7 separate regions of the Homo sapiens genome follow, and all the other regions are linked to region 5. A link is a contact called in ENCODE Hi-C or POLR2A ChIA-PET data. All regions are on one chromosome and are shown on one strand. Each heading gives the region's core, a stretch centred on a gene start or an enhancer-like site at or near the end of the contact. The rest is flanking DNA. Distances are from core to core; before and after follow the strand shown. Region 1 holds the start of LINC02579 (long intergenic non-protein coding RNA 2579). Region 2 has its middle 44 kb from the start of LINC01800. Region 3 overlaps UGP2 (UDP-glucose pyrophosphorylase 2). Region 4 has its middle 96 kb from the start of SERTAD2. Region 5 has its middle 13 kb from the start of MIR4433A. Region 6 has its middle 45 kb from the start of SERTAD2. Region 7 has its middle 73 kb from the start of SERTAD2.

Region 1 (2,845 bases), core at 175-2,674, 280 kb after region 5:
ACCCAGCACTTAGCGCCAGGTCCTGTTCAAGGTGTTTTCTGTGTATTTGCTCATTGACTCTCCCAAGAGTCCTAAGAAATAGGTACCATTATTCTCATCTCACTTTACAGATGATAAAACTGAGGCACAGAAAAGGAACTTGCCCCAAAACCCACGGCAAGACAGATCTGAACCCAGGGGGTCTGGCTCCAGGCCCATGTGCCTATAGGACCCCTCAAGCTCTGTTATTTCATTGGAACCTACACTTACCTCCAAAGTATGTAGTCTTGTTTTCTCCGTTCTACAGGTGATAACACTGAGGTTGAACAACTTGCCCAAGGTCACCTCATGCTTTACACACCTGTCACTGTGAGACTGACAACCAGAGAACAGTCAAAGGAATTCAGAGGGGGTCATTTCAGGAAGGGGAGACAGGGGAAGAGTCAAGCAGGGGCGGTGGGAATCTGGGAGGTCATGGAGCTCAAGTGTGTGTGCCTGAAAAACCGCTCCCCGAGTGCTGAGGAGCAGCCAAGCCTCCTTCCAGAGCCCTCAGCCCAGGAGAGGTGGCTTACAGTCCCACAGGTGGAGGAGGAGCCTTAGGCTCAAGGTTAACACCCACTCTCCTTCCCTGTTCTGCATCACAGTCACGGGGGTCACCCAAGGAGTGCCTTGTATGGTAGAGAGAGATTAACAGGGCAGCCTCCCAGCAGTCCCCACCCCAACCCTGCTCCCTGGGCCAGCTGTCCCGCTGTCATTGACCCGGTCCCTATTTACAGTTCAGTAGCAGAGGCCTATGACTCAGGGACAGAGGGAATTCCCACGGTGCCAGGCCTCAGGCCATGTGGAGAGTGGCTCATTAAGAGCCACGGCACAGCGATTACCTCCAGAGAGGCGTGTGAGCAGGTACCTTGGAAGCTCTGTTTCTCATGTTTCTAAAGATCGCCAAGGTGTTGTGTTCTGAGTAATAATGAATTGCCTTCATTATTCACACGCACAACCTGCACCACCGCCCACAAAGGCCTTGGACACTCCTGCTGAAGAGGTCAAGTCAGCCCTCTGGTCCCAGCTCTCCCATTGACTGGCTGGTGGGTGTCAGCCTAAGAGCCGTATGGACTTCGTCAGTGCCGGAGTGTGAGGCCCTTTGTATTTTGGAGCCATTACCAGAAAGCAGAGCCTCCAGTAGACCTTTTTCAAACTTTCTGTGTGGTTTGCACGTTCGTCCACTGTACCGAGGTAGCATTTCTTCTCATTATGACTCCTGGGGCTGTCCGCCTGCCTCCGGTTCCCAAAACCCTGTGGGTGTGGAAGCTGTGAGGTAAGCAGAACATGGCCCAGCCCCCGGGCCCTGCTGATTGGTTCAGAAGTGGACCTCTGGCGCAGGCCCCTCCAACCACAACATCCTGAGCTCTTGGCAACAATTGTTTGGTGACGGCCTCAGCTTTTAACTAGAATTTTGGAGAAAAGCTGCAGTGTGTCTTTAACTTGTTAAGCTTGGGAGCTGCTATCGGAGAGTCTTGCATTCTGGGCCCAGCCACATCCCTGCTCTTGGTAAAGGTTAGTTATTTACCTTTAGTTAATTACCTTTACCAAAATTATTTGAGCAAAAAATAAATTATATACATGCACACGCGTGCACACACACACACACCCATACATATGTCTTTAAACTACTTAGAGGGGCGTTCCTGCCACTTGCAACCAGCCTGTCATATATACTTCTCTGAACCATCTGGACATTTTGCAGGAGGTTCCCTTTCTGCAGAGGGACAAAGGGGTTGGCTGGGGAGAACATGAAGGCCTTTGGGTTAATGTGTTGGAAGCTGCCGCCAAGCTTGTAAATGAAAAGCATCTTTGAACTCATTGAGTAAACGTATAGGAAAGTGGATTTAAATTGAACGTCATCTGCCTACCGTCTTGGAAGCACATGTGTATGGCCCCAAAGCTAAAGGCTGCTAGACTTCTGCACAGGAGCTTGCGGCCTGGTGGTAGTCACTTCCCTTGGCGGGGCTTCCAGGGGTCCAGCAGCCTCACCTGACACGTGACACAGGGGCAGAGCCAAGCAAAGCTTCAGCCTCCAGTGCGAGGTGCAGCCACAGCTATCTCCTGCCCAGCTGGATTTTCCAGTCCTGCCGGCACGTTCCTTCCTGTTCCTTCCCTCATCCTTTGGCAAACAGATATCTGCAAACTCAGGCACCCAGAGAGTGAGGGGATTCCCATGGGGCCCTTCCGTGGTATAGGCTCTTGGGGCTCTGCCAGCCTGCTCTTAGAGGCCGGGACTGGTGGGCTAGGCTGGCAAAGCTATCCTCCATGCCCCGCTCTCCTCCCTCCTGTCTTCCTTTCCTCCACCCACCTCGCAGCCCCTGGCCTGCCTTTACTCCCAGCTCTCCTCCCTGAACCAGACCCGCTCCACCCTCTGCCACTTACACCTTTAAGGTGGACAACTGAGCTGGAAGGAGCCTCAGAAACCATCCCCATCCAATCCAGTTCCTTTCCAGAAGGAGAAACTGAGGACAGGGAGGCGAAGTGAGCTGTTAAAAGTCACCATCTAAGGAGCTGTGCTGGGGATAGAACACGGGTGGCTACGCCGGGCATGGTGGTGCGCACCTGCAGTCCTGGCTGCTGGAGAAGCTGAGGCGGAAGGATCGCTTAAGCCCCGGAGTTCGAATCCAGCCTGGGCAAGGGGCGAGATCTTCCTTTCTTAAAAAAAAGGAAAAAAAGGGCCAGGCGAGGTGGCTCACGCCTGTAATCTCAGCACTTTGGGAGGCCAAGGCGGGCGGATCACTTGAGGTCAGGAGTTTGAGAGCAGCCTGGCCAACATGGTGAAACTCCGTCTCTACTAAAAATACAAAAATATTAGCCGGGCGTG
Region 2 (3,033 bases), core at 202-2,701, 490 kb after region 5:
GGAAATTTTTAAGTTTTTTTTTTTTTTAAACACTGTATTTATGTCCTATATCTCTTGGCCTTCTCCCATTTCGTCTGTAGTCTTTTACTGCCTTGCAGCATTCATTGCCTCAGGGGGCAAATGACATGACAGAAAAGCAGCACAACAGTTTAGGAGCTGTCAGAAGAAAGCCTTTTGAACTGCAAAGTTTAAGTCTGGGCCTGGCGCAGTGGCTCAGGCCTGTAATCCCAGCACTTTGGGAGGCCGAGGCTGGCAGATCACCTGAGGTCAGGAGTCTGAAATCAACCTGGCCAACATGGCAAAACCCCATCTCTACTAAAAATACAAAATTTAACTGGGCTTGGTGGCAGGATCTGTAGTCCCAGCTACTTGGAGGCTGAGGCAAGAGGATGGCTTGAACCTGGGAGGTGGAGTTTGCAGTGAGTCGAGATTGCACCACTGCATTCCAGCCCAGGTGACAGAGCAAGACTGTCTCAGAAAAAAAAAAAAAAAAGTATAAGTCTGAAATAATTGAAGGTGTCAAGTTTGTGCCCTAAATATTGGAACTGGAAAAACAATCAGATTGCCCTGTCTCCAGGAATATGGGATTATCAGGACTATGGAAGGGAGGAAAGAAGCAAAGCGAGGCAGAAAGTTGGCAGGGTCCCTGAGAGAGGGGCCTGCAGCTTGCTCCTTGCCCAGGGACTTGATCTAGAGTCCCTGATCTGCAATGATGAGTGACAGGAAAGCAGAGAGGACTGGTGCCTCCTGTCCCCAGGGCAGAGGAATTGTTTTCAAAATGTGCTCAGACAGAAAGGCTGTAGGTCAGAACCAGGTGCTGGAAACAGTGGCTTGCTCCCTGTGAACTACGAAGTGGTTTTGAGGTAGCAAAGAGAGTGATGGGTTTTAGATATGGAGTAAAGGAGGACCATCAAGCAGAAGCCTGCAAGAATGTCAGCCCTCACACTGCAACATAACGACAGGTGCCACTGTGGGTAGATAAGCACACGTAATAGCAAGTCCTAGCTACCGCCCATCACCTGGGAACTTAGACAAAACTTGGGATAGGGCAGGGACCCAAATCAATGAAATAAGGATGCTGCCACCTAGCAGAATGGACATTCAAAATAGAAATTAAAGTCATTTATAGAAAAAGTAAATACAATTGCATCATTGCTCAATTTTACACTTCTCATCCAGACCTTGAGATTTGCCCTCACTCTAAGATAATGCATGTAGCTGCTTGATGTATAATATATGCTCAGTAAATGCTAGCTACTATTAATATTATTGTTACCTTTGATCCCAGGACAAGACCCTGAAGAAAGTTCTTGCACTCTTTAAAGAAAGTTCCATTACTTTCTTTTAGAGAATCAAGGAAGGAAAGGGGGGTCATTTTATTCCTCCCAAGGGACACTCAGGTTTGTCACATGAACAGTCATGGTGGGAAAATGGGTCATCAACAACCAGAGAGGACATCTGTGGAGCGTCTTTATGACTGATAGAGTAAGTTCCCTATGTCCCAGTTTGTTGTGGGAAGTTAGGTGGAACCATGTGACTAATTCTAGCCCATGCAATGGAACAGAAGTCAAATATGCTATTTTCCTGCACACTAAAACTTCTCTCCAACCAAAAACAAAGTACTCTGAGGGCCCAGCAGACAGGCAGAACCATGAGAGAGGAGGAGCCTGGGTTTCTGAGACGCTCCCTGGAGAAGAGCCCCTTGGAGAGAGCCAACTAGGACACTTAGGTTGGGCTGTTCCTAAGTTAGAAATAAGCTTTTCTTGGGTTAAGCCATTAAAACTTTGGGGCTGTTTGACACAGCAGTCTATCCTGATACACACTGTACAAATACTAGAGTATGTTCAGTGAGTTCCTGTCAACACGATTGTGGGTTCCCCACCCCCGTACCCCTCTCCCACCCCTGCCACCACACTTCATCCTTCACAGCAGTCTCCTCGGAAGCCAGAGAGTGAGTGGGTATGACTGTACCTTATTTGCCTCGTAAATGTTCTTCCGGATTTAGACATTAACAAGAGTGAGCATAAGTTGGTTTCATTTTTAGGAACTTGAAAATCCTAGATTTGAGAGCATTTTTAGAAATGAAAGGCACATTTGTAGTCATTTGGCCCAACCATTAAAACAAGCAGGGAGAAAACCGAACCCTTGACAGGGACTGCTGTAAGGCCACAGAGCTGGATAGTACTGACGCCAAAATCAGGACCCACTTCTTCAGAGCTGCCTTCAATGTTCCTCTAGGTACTTTCAAATGTCCAGCATAGCATCACATTGACAACTCAAACTTCAAGATTGGACCAAAGTGGACTAAAATTCTGGCTCCACCTCTTACCAGGTGGACCATTTTAGGACTAGCATTTAACTTCTTTGAGGGTCGGTTTCCTTATCCGTAAAATGGAAATAATAATAGTAAGAGTACTTTCCTCCTAGTGTTGTCATGGCAACTAAATAGCTCCATGAATTTAAAGTACATGGCACAAGGGCCAGGCGTGGTGGTTCACGCCTATAATCCCAGTGCATTGGGAGGCCAAGTTGAGAGAATCTCTTGAGGTTAGGAGTTCAAGACCAGCCTGGGCAACATAGTAAGAGCCTGTATCTACAAAAAAAAAAATTTTTTTTAATTTGGGACATGATGGCACATGCTCTGTAGCCTTAGCTACTCAGGAGGCTGAAGCAACAGGATGGCTTGACCCAGAAGGTTAAGGCTACAGTGAGCTATGATCAGACCACTACACTCTAGTCTGAGTGACAGAGTGAGACCCTGTCTCTAACAAAATCAAATTAGATTAAAAAGTTCTTAGCACACATCTGACTCTAATAAAGTCTTAGTATGTTAGTTTCTGCTATTACTTAAAATAATACCAAAGTTGTATGAAAATAATGGGGCAACCTTAACAGAACCACATCACACAGCTTCAGGATTATTTCCTCTGGGAACAGAACTATGCATTCCCTGCTCATGCTTTATTTGGGGCACTGGTTCCTTATCTTATAGGTAGGCCTGACTCCCTCCTCTATCAGATGGCAAACTTCCTG
Region 3 (3,134 bases), core at 483-2,982, 470 kb before region 5:
ATATAGGACAAAAGAATAGAAATATAAAATAAATTCTAGATGTAACATGATTTTATGCCGTCTTTTTCTGTTTATAAAAGTGTAAGTCTTCATTAAAAGTGTCTTTATTTTGAAGCATAAGTTTTAAGCTTCTTCAGAAAATGTATTTGCAATCCCATATGCCCTTAATCTTGAAAATTTTGGAATGCAGAGGCAAAAAATAAGTTTGCTCTTCAACTACGTCATGAGTTTCTTGAGGGCACAAATGTGTTTTATATACGATATGCATGTTACCAGCTTTTGCAGATAGTTCTGAGAATACAAATCTTGAGCTAATGTTTGTTCACCTTGGTTCTTTTGGATTCCTCCTTCTAGCCTCCTCGTCCTACTCTTCTCTTTCCCATAGGTTTCCTTTCTCAGGTCTTAGAGATTATTATAGAGATCAATTTTCCTTTCAAAATGTAATTTTTAAAAGTGAACATAGGTCTTTTTTTAAAAAAAATGCAAATAATATTTTATATTCCTAAGTAAAAAGAAATTACTGTGGAAGAACAGCCATTTAGAGTAACATTTCTCATGTCAGCCTTATATCAAAGGTGTGACATAAACATTGTCATACCAGTGGATCTATATTTTTGTGTATGAGTTGACAATTAGCAGAGTCAGCCACCTGGTTTGTAAGTAAAGTTTTATTGGAACACACCCACACATTCATTTATGTATTGTCTATAACTGCTTTTTTGCAACAATGGCAGAGTTGAATAGTTGGAGTGGAGACAGTATGGCTTGTAACAAAACCTGAAATACTTATTATCTAGCCTATTTACTGACCCCATTTTAGTGTATGTATTTTCAGAACATCTTTGGTAGCTTTCTTTATTTCTTTGGCCCTCAGAAAACTGACCTCATATGCCTTTGTCATTTCAGATGATCACTTTTAATTTTTATCTTTATTTTTTATTTTCTTTTAGAGATGAGGTCTTGTTCTGTCACTCAGGCTGGAGGGTAGTGGCACAGTCATAGCTCACTACAGCCTCGAACTCCTGGGCTCAAGGGATCCTCCTGCCTCAGCCTCCTGAGTAGGCAGGACTACAGGCATTGTGCCACCAGGCCCAGCTAATTTTTTTTTTTTTTTTTTTTTTGTAGAGACAGGGTCTCCCTATGTTGTCTAGGCTGGTCTTAAAGTCCTGGCCTCAAGTGATCCTCCTGCCTTAACCACTTTTTAGATAAAAATAGTTTTTCATAAATACTAGATTGAAGGACATATTTTATAGATAGGCATTGAAATTTTATATTGTGAGGTTTTACTCGTTCTTACCTTTTGTGTTGAATGCTTTGTTTTAGCTCTCAGTGAGTACATAGATGTTTTGTGAGAAGTCTTTTGAGTTCATGTTTTATGAATTATGGCTAATAAGAACCCAGTTTATAGCGTTATGGATAATGCTCTGCTCCTTCTTTGTAAATGTTAACTAAATGTAATAATAAGATTATCTTGATATTTAACTACATAAGTAAAAAAATTTTTATATATATATAAAGGTTAATGTTTTAAATTAGAGCAAGAAAGGACAAGCCAGCATATGTAGCTTATTTGACCATTTCATTGTTTTCCAGAGAGGTTATGAGAGTGTCTTGGTCTTGGCCAAGCTTACACGTTGGGCATGGACAGGGATGGGAAATAGATCAGAGTTACGAGGAAGTACGGGGCCTGTTCAAGAAGGTATTGGAGCTGACGAGTTCTCTTGAGCGCTAATTTAAAACCTGTTGAAGTCACATGGCTGGCACTGACCCCTGGTGGTGATGTATTTTCATTTCTATACAAAATATTCTCTAAAGAAGGCTTTTTTACCAGCACAGGCAACATAGACCTCACCTCTACAAATTTTTTTTTTTTAGTTAGCTGTGCATGGTGGCATCTACCTGTAGTCCCAGCTACTTGGAAGGCTGAGGTAGGAAGATCACTTGAGCCCAGGAGTTTGAGGCTACAGTAAGCTATGATATCACCACTGCACTCCAGCCTGGGCAACAGAGTGAGATCCTGTCTCAAAAAAAAAAAAAAAACAAAAAAACGACTTTTTCATTTCAATATTTAATAGGATCAAAAGAGTGAAGGTATATTTGTGAACAGGGAGGAGTTATGTAGGGTCATAGGGTAGAGAATTGGCATGAAGAGAATAGCATGCATCAATGTGGTATTTAGCTCCAATGGATTTTTTGTTTTGTTCCATAAAATTGCTGAGACTTTTTCTTAGTCTATCAATACAAAAAACATTAAAAGCTATTGTTTATTTATAAGGAAGTCTGAGGAAGTTACAGTTTATGTGTGCAGAGTACAGATACATAGCATTTTTTTTTCTGAAGGTGAACCGTAGTACACTGTGCATTTAAAGTTTGCACATTAAAAGAAAAAAATCTTGAGGCAATCTGGCCAAGCATCTGATATAGTATGCCATATAGGATGATTTGCTTTGAGCATGTGAAGATTTCCCAGCTGCAACTAGCCAATGATAAAGCCATTAGAGACTTGTTTTGTGTGTATGTGGAGATACACACACAAATGAGATTCTAAAAAGTATTCCACAAAAAGGAATTAGTGGCATTTAAAGAAATGGCTCTGAGGACATGGCTGAATACCAAAGAGTCTCATCATTTCTTTGACATAAAGTTTTAAAACAGTAATATATAGAAATACTGACACTAAGCAGACATACTAATTTAGCAAATATTGCCAAAGCTTCAACTTTTGATTTCATGATGAATTGAACAGTTTTTGAATTTCCCTCGGGATTACCTTCCTTCACATTCCTTCGTGTACAGGACTTTCAGAAATGGGGACCTGATAAAGGAACTGACAACAAGCCCATGATTATTAATTCCATACTGGTTACATGTCTATAATTTCACTTTAGAAATAGCAATAGCAAATACATGGAACTTTAATGGCAGTTACATATTTGATTTGATAGACTCCCGGTTTTATTGTTGGACCAGGGTCTCTAACTACTGCCTTTGTGTCCAAAGTAGAGGACAGTCCAGTCCCACAGAATTGAATTCATTAGGAAAATCAGAGTGTGGGTTTAGGTGGTAATACTACTATTTGAACATTGCCAGTCCCTCCAATTCCAATTTCCACCCCACAGAGAAAGTATGGTGTT
Region 4 (2,818 bases), core at 262-2,761, 420 kb after region 5:
TAGGATTACAGGCATGAACCAGCGTGAGGTCCTACTCTTAACCACTACACTAGACACCTCTCTAAGACTGCTGGTGATGATGGGGTAGCTAACCTGGAGTGCTCTGTGACATGTACTCTCATGCAACCTTACAACAACCCCTTGAGAAGTCATTCTTTCCATCTACAGGACAAAACCCACAAAAGCCAGGTTAGAAACGTCCCCCAAGGTCACACAGCCAGTGAGGGATGGTGGTAAGATTCAAACTCTGGCAGCATGGCTCCCTTGTGCTATGAGGTCTTTCAATAATTCAGTCTTACACTCATAAAAAAGGTCACATGATAAAATTTACTAAACAATTCAAAAAGGTTTTGTGTAAGTCTTCCTGAAACACTCTGGAAGGTTTTGGGGCTTATGACAAGCATTTCTTTAAGACAGCATTTACATTTAAGTCACTTTTCATCTTTACTACTTTGGGCTGATCATAAACACATTTCTGCTCTTTAAAAAGAAATATTTCTGTAGCAACTTGGCAGATTTCGGTACAGGAACAGTCTATTCTTTAAAATTAAATTTAGTAACAACTTATTCTGGTTACTCTGAAAGAGAAGGAGAGAATGAACTATTAAGAGGCCTTTCCTGTACTTTAATGTTTCAAAACATGTTTGGTTTGGCCTCATTTGAATCTTGTGGACAACTAGCCCAGAACTTGACTCAAAAAGAGTAATACCATTTTAAAACAGCTGAATTCTAAAAAGCAACCTCAGAAGCCAACTCTGAGCAACTATTTCTCATAATTTTTACTTTTATTTCAAACAAAATATGAAAGATGCATATGGCAACATCCTCATAAAGCATATATAGACAGGTATTTGTACTTCTGAGCTATGGACAACCAAGAAACCAAATCAAAATTTTACAAAATTCTGTAGTATGACATTGCTGAACAAGCAATGAAGTACACAAAAGATGGATATCAAAAGAGAAATAATCCATATTTCTCTCATATCCTTAACATGCTCCATTGTGTCCAGTGACTGAGAAATTTAAAACTCTGTGTTGTAATGCCTCCCTGTAACAGAGGTGAGCTAAAGATGAAGTGTCAAGCTGGATTTCCATCTTACCTTGCTTTCCCCCAACAGGTTCAAAGACTTCATAACCTTTGATACGGACTTGATATTTTTTCAATAGGGAACCCATAAAACTATTTTCAAATAAAAACACTAAGCAATGCCACTAGACAATCTGTCTTTCTCTGCTTTATCGCTGCCCTATCGCCACGCATTAAAATTAAAAATACCTTTCTGCCTTGCCTTTATTGAATAAAAGTTTAACTTTGAATTAGAAGAAAACGTACCCATCGTCCCTTTTACACTTTTTGCAGGTGATAGAATCTATCAGATCACATTGGTGGCTATCACTGCTCTCTAAGCATCCTAAAGACAGAAAGCATGCCATTACCAAATGTTTTATAAGCGTTATAATGCCCCGATGGTGGAAGTCTGGCAATACCTAGATATACAGCAAGGCTGGTGAATAAGGAGCTGAGGGGCGGAGGAAGCGGGAGCGAGGGAGGGAGGAAAGGAGGGAGTCGCCACCTTAAATCCACGCCGGACCGGGAACCTGCAGCCCACAACCTGATCCCTGCCCTCCCCAACAGTGGACCGGCCACCACATTTTTTCAGATCCTCCTCACCCAACCCAGCACAGCACTCACCCTTCTGCGAAGAAGTCGGCACCCAGTCCAGCTCCGAGACGGGTCGGGGTGGCAGCGAGGGAGGGGGCGTCTGGGCTGTGGGCGGGGGGTGTCTGTGCGTCACTCGAGTACAGGACGGTGAGTTCGAGGGGTGGGAGCGCAGAGGAGCGGGGAAATCAAGTCACGGCCGAAAAGGGAGAAGGAGAAACGGAGGGGTGGGGTGATGGAGCGCCCCCTCCCTAAAATAAACCCACCGGCCCCTACGATCTCTGCCCCAGAGAGGGAAAATAAAATCAGGGGAAATAATAGACCAACCAATAAATCTCTAAAACGACGAGGAGCGAGGAACAGACTTTAATTTAAAGGGGGGAAAATTGAGCGAGGGCTGGAGGGGAGACAGAGGGAAGCGGCTCTGGGTCTATCCCATGCCTTTGCAGTCCCCAGGCAGAGGAGGAGGCTGGCTGAGGGGAAGTTGCAGCGGCTCCCGAGGAGGAGGAGGAGAAGGAGGAGGAGGATGTTACACCGTAACAAGTACAGACAGACAGCCATGGATCAGAGGGGCGCTGCAAGCAGGAGCAGGGGCGGCCGCGGCGGGGCGAGCGGCGGCGGGCGGCAGCACCGCCTGCTCGGCTCGCTCAAGACATTTAATTGGATTGATGGGTTGTGCAGTGACTCACAGACTTTACAGAGTCGTACAGCAATCCCCGCCCAGCTGGACAGGGGTGATGCGGCGGGGACGGGCGGGGTAAGGGGGCCGAGAAAGAGGTGAGCTAGGAGGCGGCGACGAGAGGGTGAGGAGCTGAGGGGGCGGAGCGGAGCGGAGCTACCCAATGGTGAGGCCCATCGTTCCGACGGGCGTGGGCCTCGACCTATGGCGGCGCGGCTCGTTAAGCGGCTGGCTGCACCCCTGGCCCAATGAGTCTTCTAAGGACACTGCCGCGAGCGGGGCGGGGGCAGTGGAGTGGGGGGTGGGGAGAGGTGGGTGGACGTTCAAGTGTGGGGTGGAGGGAAGGAGGAGGCGCCGGAGACCCGCGGAGTCACTCGGCCCTCCTCGCTCCAGAAGTGCGCCTTCTGCCAATCCGAGCGCCTCGCGGGAGTGATGGACGCGAGCGTGTGGCCAATGGGGAGGAGAGGGCTTCCGCA
Region 5 (3,014 bases), core at 350-2,849:
TTACTTAAGCAGCCTGAGTTGAGGTTCCATAATTTGCCATTGGTCCCATGAGGATGTGAGGCCGTGATGCCGTAAGTCCACGTGGCAGGAGAACTGGGTGGACAGTAACCTTTTAGGTGCCCACAACTGAGAAGTGAGAATGTTCTCAGAGCACCCCTGGGTCTTAGTCACTGACATTTAAACAGGCTGCAAAACATCTTTCACCTGCCTCTTACATGCCCTCTATGAGTTACATATTGTGGCTTACCACCGAAAGTAACACCTCCCTTCTGAGTCTCAAAGACAGCAAGGCAAGCTGAGAACTTGGAGATGTGTATTAGTGAGAGGAACCTCCCACTGGTTTAGATCAGGGAGGACATCCCGTGGTCTGCTCAGGTCAGTCATGCCCCAGGCCAGCAGCTGGAAGGACAGCAGAGTGGGCTCAGTGAGCAGTGAATATAACCCAGAAAATAGATGTTCATCTCAAGGGCAGTCTCTGGGCGTCATGCATCTTTGGACCCCCAGGGCTGAGTGCTGCATCAAGGAGTCTGAAGTTCTTTAAGGTCCCAGTGAATGGAACGGAATCTGCCCCAGCTGGTAGCGTGTCCCCGGCTGCACTAAATGAGATTCTGTGGGGTACGGGGAAAGGCATGAGAACTTTAGGCCCCTGAGGTCAGGGAGACACAGCCAAATAGCTCAGATACAAAGTGTCTTGGCAGGCACAGAGGGGTGTAGCAGTGAGGTGAGTGGGCGGGGAGGGGGTGCATTTTTTGCTAGTGTGCCCAGTTTTGTTGACAAAAACGGTAGCATCTGAGCAGGACCTTGACCAGCTGGTGGGATGCAGGGTGAGTGATATGCGCAAGATGTGGTCCTGGGCCAGCACCATCAGCATCGTCTGGGAACTTGTTAGAAAGGCAGAGTCTTGGCCAGGCGTGGTGGCTCACGCCTGTAATCCCAGCTCTTTGGGAAGCCGAGGCGGGCGGATCACAAGGTCAGGAGATCGCGACCATCCTGGCTAACGTGGTGAAACCCCATCTCTACTAAAATACAAAAAATTAGCCAAGTGTGGTGGCATGTGCCTGTAGTCCCAGCTACTCAGGAGGCTGAGGCAGGGGAATCGCTTGAACCCGGGAGGCAGAGGTTGCAGTGAGCCGAGATCGGCCCAGTGCACTCCAGCCTGGCAACATGGGACCAGGCGGGCAAGGCAGGCAGGCATCTGATTGCAGGATCCCCAATACCAGATTTTAGAATCATGTCATTTTTCCATACCACTGAGAAGCTCCTGAAAGTTTTTGAAGAAGAGTGAGTCATTCATTTATTCACTCAGCTAATATTTATCAAGCACCTACCACGTGCCAGGCCCTACACTGGGCACCAAGATCCAACAGTCAACGTGCCCACATTAGCTAAGGGCAACTTTTAAGCAAGGGCTTATTCAGAGACAAGATTGCTATTGTCTGTGTTTTCCATCTGATTTGCGAATGGAACATACACCTGCTGTGCTCTCCAGAAACAACTCTGCTGCTTGTCTCTGACAGAAGCGCTTCAGTTGAGCATTTATGGAAGTTTCTAACAGTGGTGATGTGAATGGATGACAGAAAGCAGGCGCGTGCGCACACGCAGTTTTCAAAGGCTGGGGGCCAGTGGGAGAACGCATTTTCTTTCAGGTCTGTGCTGCCTGCCAGGGAGCTGCTGTTCTCGTGCGGCATCTTAAGATGGCCCTGGCAGCCTTTGGCTTTTGCCTTGTGAGGGTCAATGGGCTTCAGGTGTTTCTGTGTTGATCTAACAGTTTCAGGAAGCCGTGGGCTGGGAGGGTGGGGGTGAGCGAGGGGAGGAGTGGGGAAGGGAAGGAGGAAGGCTGTGGGTAGCTTCTCTTCTGTTCTCACATGACAGCTCTGATGAAATTAGAGTGTGATCTCAAAGACAAGCTGGTCTTTTCATCTGAATTAAATGAAATAGGCCAATATGCTCTTCTAGAAGATCAAACATACCCAGGACAATGTTCAATCCTCTTTCTTTGTCCCACTTTGGGACAAAAACCAAACTGGGGAAAAGAACGGGGAGGCTGGAGCGCCTGCTGGGGCCCCTTCTCTGCCCACACGGCTCCTCTTGGGTTCTGGGCAGGCTGAGCTTAGCGGGCATTGCCCTCTGCTGGGGCATATCAGGAGAAATGAGCTAAGGCCAGGGGTGGTCCTATCAGGTGGCAGAGGACAGGATTTGGACGAGTCGCAGGGCTATTACTGATGGAGATTTAGCACTCTGGCCTCTGAGAAAACAGCCAGGTTTCTGATCTGCCCAAGCCCTCTGTCTCTCCTGTCAGGGGCCTTCTCAGCACCCCCTAAACATTCCAATTCCTCTCCTACTCCAGTCTATTCCCTTCTTTCTCTGAATGGTCCATAGCTTATCCCAGGTCTGTGGGCAGAGGGGAAAGAAACAGAAGGGAGAGCTGAGAAATCTCTCCCGCCCAGCACAGTCGGTATCACAAGCTCTGTGTCCGGTTTCCTTGTCCTATATTTGGTAACACGACAGTGGCCTTTCTGACTGATGCGAGCCCCTGTTCTCTTCACTCCCTGGGGATTGCTGATAGGAGGCCAGCATTTCAGTAGGCAGCGCATCATCAGCCCTACCACGGATCTTATTTTAAACTAATTACATTACTGAAGGGTGGGTAGGAGGGAGGAGAAGGGGTAATTATAACCGGGGAATTTTTTTTTAAAGGCCTAGTTTCAAAAATCTCAGACTTAATTTAGTAAATTTCAATTACAGAGAGTTACTAAGCTGAAGATCATTTGCATTACATCCTTAATTACTACTTCATTTGTATCTGAGATCATCAATAGAGATTCTTGGGAATGTGTACTTGGAATAAGTGATTGATCCTAATGAGGCCTTTGTTCCTCCCAAGCCTCACTTAGGAAGCTATTTCTTCCCTCTTGCAGAGGCACAGAGTTTGCCAAGCCAGGTGGAGACACCCTAAACTAGAAATGGAGCCTGAGGTTTTCAAACTGGTTTTGCCAGAGGCTGCAAGACTCTAA
Region 6 (2,889 bases), core at 200-2,699, 370 kb after region 5:
AAACACCATTAATTCTCCCTACTAAGGCCAAGGAAGAGATAACATTTGGGTTACGCTTAAAGGAGGAATAAAATTTCACCATGCAGAAACAGGGAGAAGCAACCACAAAATGATGTAATTAAGGATGGGGAAATAAAATGGCAAAGTGTGTGTATTTAGGATACTGAGACTTTTTTTGATGAGGTTATAACATAAAATGTACTTGAGGAGAGAGGGAGAGGATGAAGCAGAAGTCAGTTGGGGTCATTTCTGGCACAGCCTTCATACGAGTGTAAATTCTATCCTGAATACTTTCCAAACCTTTTCACATCAGGGCATACAAAAATAAAACATTTGTACAGCATACTGCAGGAAATGAACCCACCTGTTTGCTGCTGGAGCCCACAGGTGACCAGCGCAGCCAGGATCTATTGCCCGCTCTCCCCTAAGGGCCGAGGGGATTGGATATGGGGTGTGAAATAGAGAGCTGGGATTCCAGTTTAGATGATTAAGGGATGGAGAGAGATGCCGTGACAGGAAATAGAGAATTTAGAAGGGTAAGCTGGGAAAACAGAACAAGTTTAATTCAGGATATGCTGTCAGGGGCCTGCAAGACAATTAGGAGAGAACTTTGTAATACCTTACCAGAGATCAGGAGAAAAATCCTACCATTATCTGACTCATCAACCCACACTTTCCAAAATCCTTGCTTTCTTACCTTAATTAATTATTACCCCAGTGTTGTGTTCAAGCCATATGTCCAATGTCTTTTGGATCCATGAAAAAGAAGATTGAATATTTTTTGGGAAATGTGTTTATAAATATGGGGAGAAAGTAGAAGGATTAGAAGGAGAGGGGGTGAAAATGACTTGCATTTTTAGAAAAGGTGACAAGTGCGGCTTTTGATATATCTTTATAAGAGCACAGCCTACAAAATGGTTCTAAAAAGTTAAGGGGAATAGTTTGTAGCCAAACAATTAAATTCACTGGGTATTAGGGAAGGTACAATGCAATTGTGCAACACTGGAATTTGACCAGGTCATTAGGGTCAAGTAGTTAAATGTAGAAGGTACTTCTGATTACCTAGAATATGAAAACGTCTGTTTTCCTATGCATTAAAGGAAAACTTCTAAATCACACTGTCTTTCATTTCTCTTGTCCCTTAATTCTGAATGTAACCAATGATACTTAAGTGGTACAACTGGAGGGGAGAAAAGATAATACTCCCAAAATACAGATGAGAAAATGTTTTAATTAGTGATTTTGAAGTAGTTAATGTGTGTTAACAACTGTGGTTCTATAAAAAGAAACCATGCGGAGAATATACCAACATTTAGTTTATGTTTTCACAAGTATATGCTGACTGTCTCATTATTAAGTACACAGAGCTCAAAAAAAACCAGTGCTACAGAGAGTGTACACTAACTGTTAAACATTGTAGAAGAGGTTGAGAGATACTGGCTAATGACTACCATAAAAGGAGTAGATGACTAAGAACAGAGAGGATGTGTGACTAAAAAGTCCCTCTATGGTTCTTTGAAAATTCCCTGAATAACTAGGCATGCCAAATGTGGTCTGTCATAAAATTATTTGATGCTAAACTCTGTAGTTAGACGACAAATATACGCTGTGTCCAAAGGAGAAAGTCTTTGTATAGACCATTTAATTGCAAAGTGCCAAGACAAATCAAGACCATTAATAAGTGAAAGTGTTAATCAAATTAAAGTGTGACCCAGAGTTCAAACACTCCTGGGCTAGATTGGGCTCACTCTACAGACTCATTCAATTTTTAGGGGGCATGACCACTGTGCAGCGGCCAGGCACTTTGGGCCACCACTGCTCCTTTCTACTCCTGAAAATGTACAGGAAGTATTGCTTCTCACAGATCCTTGAACACTGTAGAGTAATACTAGCTGGCACATCACAGCCTATCTCTAGTAAATCAACCTTTTCACCCCAAAGGCTTACTTACCACAGCTATACCAAAACTGCAGATATTAAAAAAAAAATCCCAGTACACATTTGGAAATGTATCATAATTCCCCTACACATACAACCGTCTCTGAATATGCTAATTGGAACAACCGATTTTCTTTAAAAATGTTACTTTTCCCTCAAGTAATAACTCCAAATTATTATAATAATGGTAATAGTTACTACTGTTACGTAAAAACATCATTTGATCCTTAAACTCATGAGGTAGGTTTCAGATGGGGAGACATATGCAAGGTCATATCCTTTAAGATCAGACTGGAAGCCAGGCACAGTGGTGTGCCCCTGAAATTCCAACTGCTCAGGAGGCTGAAGTACCAGGATCGCTTGAGCCCAGAGAGGCAACACAGTAAGATCCTGACAAGGTCTCGCTCTGGGTCCCCACACAAATCTCATCTTGAATTGTAATCCAAATTGTAATCCCCATGCACTGGGGGAGGGACCTCGTAGGAGGTGACTAGATGATGGAGGCAGTCCCCCCATGCTGTTCTCATGATAGCGAAGTGAGTCCTCACAAGATCTGATGGTTTTATAAGGGGTTTTTCCCACTTTGCTCGCACTTCTCCTTGCTGCCACCATGTGAAGAAGGACGAGTTTGCATCCCGTCCGCCATAATTGTAAGTTTCCTGAGGCCTCCTCAGCCATGCTGAACTGTGAGTCAATTAAGCCTCTTTCCTTTATAAATTACCCAGTCTCAGGTATGTCTTTATCAGCAGCGTTGAGAATGGACTAATACAGATCTCATCTCATATCAAAAAAACAAACAAACATCAGATTGAAACCCAAGTTTGTCTAACTTCAAAACCCATGTTTGTTTCACTACACTACATTGTTTCTTGATACTCTTCTGTTTGCTAAAATACATATTACAGACATTCATGGGAGAAAATATATTGAGTAACTAGTGACTCAAATGGG
Region 7 (2,893 bases), core at 187-2,686, 400 kb after region 5:
CTGTAATCCTAGCACTTTGGGAGGCCAATGCAGGCAGATCACCTGAGGTCAGGAGTTCGAGACCAGCCTGATCTCTACTAAAAATACAAAAATTAGCTGGGCATGGTGGTGGGTGCCTGTAATCCCAGCTTCTCGGGAGGCTGAGGCAGGAGAATTGCTTGATACCGGGAGGTGGAGGTTGCAGTGAGCCGAGATCACACCATTGCATGCACCTGGGCAACAAGAGCGAAACTCCGTCTCAAAAAAAAAAAAAAAAAATACCCTACCCAAAACCATTCGATACTATTGAGTTCTTAGGCCCTGGAGAACTAACTGAGGGCAAAATCACCTGATTATAGCCAAATACTGCTGACTGAGAGGCAGAAACCTGAGTAAATGAAAAGAGGTTGACTAAAAGGCAAAAATGGAAGCTAAGTATGATCCACGCAAAGCAAGCAGGATACTGAATGCGTTTTTATAAGTTAAAGAGAAACTCATCCCTCTAAGAATGTAACACAGCTTCCTCCCATACCTGCTTTATTGGAGACTAGTTTGCCCTTGAAATTTACAATCCAGCTGCCTTTGTGTATATCTGAATATTTCAAGCAGAGTACTGTGAAAACTGACCCACTTATACAATGCAGTTTGTTTAGTTTGGGAAGCAACTATTGAGAAAGACAAACTTAATTCTGGTGCAAATTAGGTCTGTAAAGGCATTCTGTGAGTGTTCATTGGCAAAGTGATCTCTTTCATATAATGGCACTTGTAATTATTCTGATCAATTTTGCATTCCCTATCAATTCATCTTGACTTGGAGACAGCCCAAATTATCAGGGGTGCATTCAGAAAGGCTCTCCAGGTTGTCGGCTGATCAGTGCTGAGGGAAGGCCATGAAACATGTGGCTTGCTCACCATCAGCTCTTTGAAAATGTATTTTAAGGAGTTCAAAGTTATTAGCAGAGCTTTTATAATAAGATATGAGTAATATGGGATTTTCTAAGTTAAAACTTTTAGGGGCAAGACCTAAAGAGAAACTTGGTGCTAACAATCACAGTTTGATTTGCTTTTAATCTTATACTTCAGCTTCTCAGGGATGGGTGGCATTATTCCAAAAGTTCCAAAGTGGCCACAGTTGCTATTTTTCTACAAATAGGAGGTCATATAAGAACATATAAGAAAGGGCTTCTTCATAAATGTTTCCAGATGACCAAGACCAAATTTGGATTATCTATGACATTCTTAGTCTTTTAAATGGCTGAAGACTTAGCACTAGGTGCATTTTCTCCTGGATTAAGTCTCTCCCACTAGATCCAAAAGTCCTCCAGAGCTGGTTCCACACAGGGCTTTGCACAGAGTAGATACTCAGGAATATCTGCTAGAATCTCAAGTCAAATTAGCTCTTGAGACAAGAACTGTACCTCTGTTGAAGGAGGTGTACTTTAACAGAAAGAACACAATGGTCTGAGTTTGAGGAAGTGGGCCCTAGTCTTTGCAATTAACTGGAGTTTCACTTTCCTTATGAAGGGCTTTACTCTAGATTTAGATATATACACATATTTGAACCAAATGGTCCCTAAGGTTCATTCAGCATGGTTCTAAGTAAGAAATAACAAGGCTCCTCTTTTATTCAATTATTGACTTCAAAGTCAATCAAGAAGCTACCCTTTGACGGTACATATGTTCTTATTGTGAGTAACATGGAATGGCCACTGAGGAAGATTTTTAGACGGTGATTTTCTGTGTAAATATGAGAATGACAGGGAAGACAGGAAGCTAGATGCTATCAAAGTGCTGGTTGCATGGTGGAGGGAATACTGGAGCAGGATGGCTCTAATGACTACTAGCTGTATGCCCTTGGACAAGCTGTAAACTCTCAGAAGTCTGTTTCCTCATTTGTAAAATGGGAGACAATACCTCACAAGGTGGTTGTGGCTGTGGGTGTTAAATAGGATAATGCTCATGAGAGCACTTACAAACTGCAAGGCACCATACAAATACAGATGGTATTATTCCTTGTACCAACCTGCCAAAAACGGTTTTTTCAACAAACTCTGAAGTATTAAAATAAAAAGCTAATGTTTTCCCGAAGAACTAAAATTGAAATTCTTTGTTTTCTGCTCATATTATATCTAGGTGTGGAGTGGACAGCAAGACAACTTAAGAGTTAAAATCTAAGCCCAGCGTGGCTCTCCAGCTGGTCTACCACTGACTTCGGTTATCTAACATCTGGCCTCTGCCCTTACTACTATTAGTTTACAATTACAAACAACCTCAGGCAGTGCTGAGAAACTCCATTGCCTGTTAGATGATAAGCTGGGGCACTTTAGGAATTGTTTTGCTTTGTTTTGTTTTTAACTTAAATTTGGTTTGGGCAGACCCCCTGCTGCCATTCCTGTAAGAATAGGTGTGGGTTTCCCCAAGGGCAGTGTTGGGGAAGACCCGGACTGGCATGCATGCTGCACTGGCTGATTTCTGCACTGCATTCCACAAGGTGCCCACAGCACTGCAAGGGCTGCCCTCTGCTTGAGCTCCTGCATGGCTGCTCCCTGCATGAGTAGCTTACGTGCGGCACGGCTGCTCCTTGCATGGGCAGCTCCAGCAAGGCCAGCACAATGCATTGCACGGGCCGCTCTCTGCACGCACCACTCCACGCTCACAGCAGCCCCAGACTTTGAGACTTTAACTGCAGAACAGAAGTGAGAGGCTTCGGCTGGCAGCTGTTAGTTGCTCCTTATTCTTTGTCACTCACAGAAAAAAGAGAAAGATGGTAAGAAGGCAGTGACTTGTTTTCTTTGTTTCTTCATAAATGGAGGCTTTAAGAATATTCTATAGGCCGGGCGCGGTGGCTCACGCCTGTAATCCCAGCACTTTGGGAGGCCGAGGCGGGCGGATCACGAGGTCAGGAGATCGAGAC

The links. A loop is a pair of places that touch in the nucleus more often than their neighbours do. ChIA-PET counts read pairs that join two places held with the same protein, here RNA polymerase II (POLR2A). Pooled maps may share reads with other maps.
Region 1: a pooled map shows a loop between it and region 5 (7-fold over the local background). The contact joins the promoter of LINC02579 here to the enhancer-like site in region 5. A Hi-C loop is called at or near these places in 3 of 37 single-sample maps with no recorded cell type and 9 of 50 pooled maps. POLR2A ChIA-PET finds 5 or more read pairs at or near these places in 5 of 52 experiments (K562, T-cell, activated CD4-positive, alpha-beta T cell and 2 more).
Region 2: a loop to region 5 is called in a pooled map, with 2.3 times the contacts of the local background. The contact joins two enhancer-like sites. A Hi-C loop is called at or near these places in 2 of 50 pooled maps. POLR2A ChIA-PET finds 5 or more read pairs at or near these places in 2 of 52 experiments (GM12878 and T-cell).
Region 3: a map of naive thymus-derived CD4-positive, alpha-beta T cell shows a loop between it and region 5 (4-fold over the local background). The contact joins two enhancer-like sites. A Hi-C loop is called at or near these places in 1 of 168 maps with a recorded cell type or tissue (naive thymus-derived CD4-positive, alpha-beta T cell) and 7 of 50 pooled maps. POLR2A ChIA-PET finds 5 or more read pairs at or near these places in 4 of 52 experiments (GM12878, T-cell, activated naive CD4-positive, alpha-beta T cell and 1 more).
Region 4: a loop to region 5 is called in a map of naive thymus-derived CD4-positive, alpha-beta T cell, with 4 times the contacts of the local background. The contact joins two enhancer-like sites. A Hi-C loop is called at or near these places in 4 of 168 maps with a recorded cell type or tissue (IMR-90, chondrocyte, heart right ventricle and 1 more), 5 of 37 single-sample maps with no recorded cell type and 17 of 50 pooled maps. POLR2A ChIA-PET finds 5 or more read pairs at or near these places in 4 of 52 experiments (A673, CD8-positive, alpha-beta T cell, HEK293 and 1 more).
Region 6: a loop to region 5 is called in a pooled map, with 13 times the contacts of the local background. The contact joins two enhancer-like sites. A Hi-C loop is called at or near these places in 1 of 37 single-sample maps with no recorded cell type and 9 of 50 pooled maps. POLR2A ChIA-PET finds 5 or more read pairs at or near these places in 1 of 52 experiments (GM10248).
Region 7: a loop to region 5 is called in a map with no recorded cell type, with 4 times the contacts of the local background. The contact joins two enhancer-like sites. A Hi-C loop is called at or near these places in 1 of 37 single-sample maps with no recorded cell type and 5 of 50 pooled maps. POLR2A ChIA-PET finds 5 or more read pairs at or near these places in 2 of 52 experiments (GM12878 and activated CD4-positive, alpha-beta T cell).

The regions. Positions count from the first base shown.
Region 1 is chr2:64,605,888-64,608,732 of GRCh38, forward strand. LINC02579 (long intergenic non-protein coding RNA 2579) reads left to right here and starts at 1,425. Exons shown (of 4, transcript NR_034023.1): 1 at 1,425-1,533. LOC105374773 (a long non-coding RNA gene) reads right to left here and starts at 1,352. Exons shown (of 7, transcript XR_007086343.1): 1 at 1,141-1,352; 2 at 250-354. RefSeq lists enhancers at 178-1,377, 893-942, 1,660-2,161, 2,162-2,661.
Region 2 is chr2:64,818,065-64,821,097 of GRCh38, forward strand. No RefSeq gene overlaps it. Among named protein-coding and RNA genes, the nearest start is that of LINC01800, 44 kb to the right of the region's middle. Within about 2 kb of position 1,452, at least 8 of the 41 ENCODE cell types and tissues checked have a DNase peak (open chromatin) inside an H3K27ac peak, as active enhancers do; they include GM12878, where a contact is called at or near this core.
Region 3 is chr2:63,859,664-63,862,797 of GRCh38, forward strand. The region is part of intron 3 of UGP2 (UDP-glucose pyrophosphorylase 2); the gene reads left to right. Among named protein-coding and RNA genes, the nearest start is that of UGP2, 19 kb to the left of the region's middle. Within about 2 kb of position 1,733, at least 8 of the 41 ENCODE cell types and tissues checked have a DNase peak (open chromatin) inside an H3K27ac peak, as active enhancers do.
Region 4 is chr2:64,748,585-64,751,402 of GRCh38, forward strand. No RefSeq gene overlaps it. Among named protein-coding and RNA genes, the nearest start is that of SERTAD2, 96 kb to the left of the region's middle. RefSeq lists silencers at 1,738-1,807, 2,139-2,818. Within about 2 kb of position 1,512, at least 36 of the 41 ENCODE cell types and tissues checked have a DNase peak (open chromatin) inside an H3K27ac peak, as active enhancers do; they include CD8-positive, alpha-beta T cell and heart right ventricle, where a contact is called at or near this core.
Region 5 is chr2:64,325,997-64,329,010 of GRCh38, forward strand. No RefSeq gene overlaps it. Among named protein-coding and RNA genes, the nearest start is that of MIR4433A, 13 kb to the right of the region's middle. RefSeq lists enhancers at 434-543, 1,883-2,042. Within about 2 kb of position 1,600, at least 24 of the 41 ENCODE cell types and tissues checked have a DNase peak (open chromatin) inside an H3K27ac peak, as active enhancers do; they include CD8-positive, alpha-beta T cell, GM12878 and heart right ventricle, where a contact is called at or near this core.
Region 6 is chr2:64,697,427-64,700,315 of GRCh38, forward strand. No RefSeq gene overlaps it. Among named protein-coding and RNA genes, the nearest start is that of SERTAD2, 45 kb to the left of the region's middle. RefSeq lists enhancers at 1,464-1,533, 2,611-2,670. Within about 2 kb of position 1,450, at least 3 of the 41 ENCODE cell types and tissues checked have a DNase peak (open chromatin) inside an H3K27ac peak, as active enhancers do.
Region 7 is chr2:64,725,740-64,728,632 of GRCh38, forward strand. No RefSeq gene overlaps it. Among named protein-coding and RNA genes, the nearest start is that of SERTAD2, 73 kb to the left of the region's middle. Within about 2 kb of position 1,437, at least 7 of the 41 ENCODE cell types and tissues checked have a DNase peak (open chromatin) inside an H3K27ac peak, as active enhancers do; they include GM12878, where a contact is called at or near this core.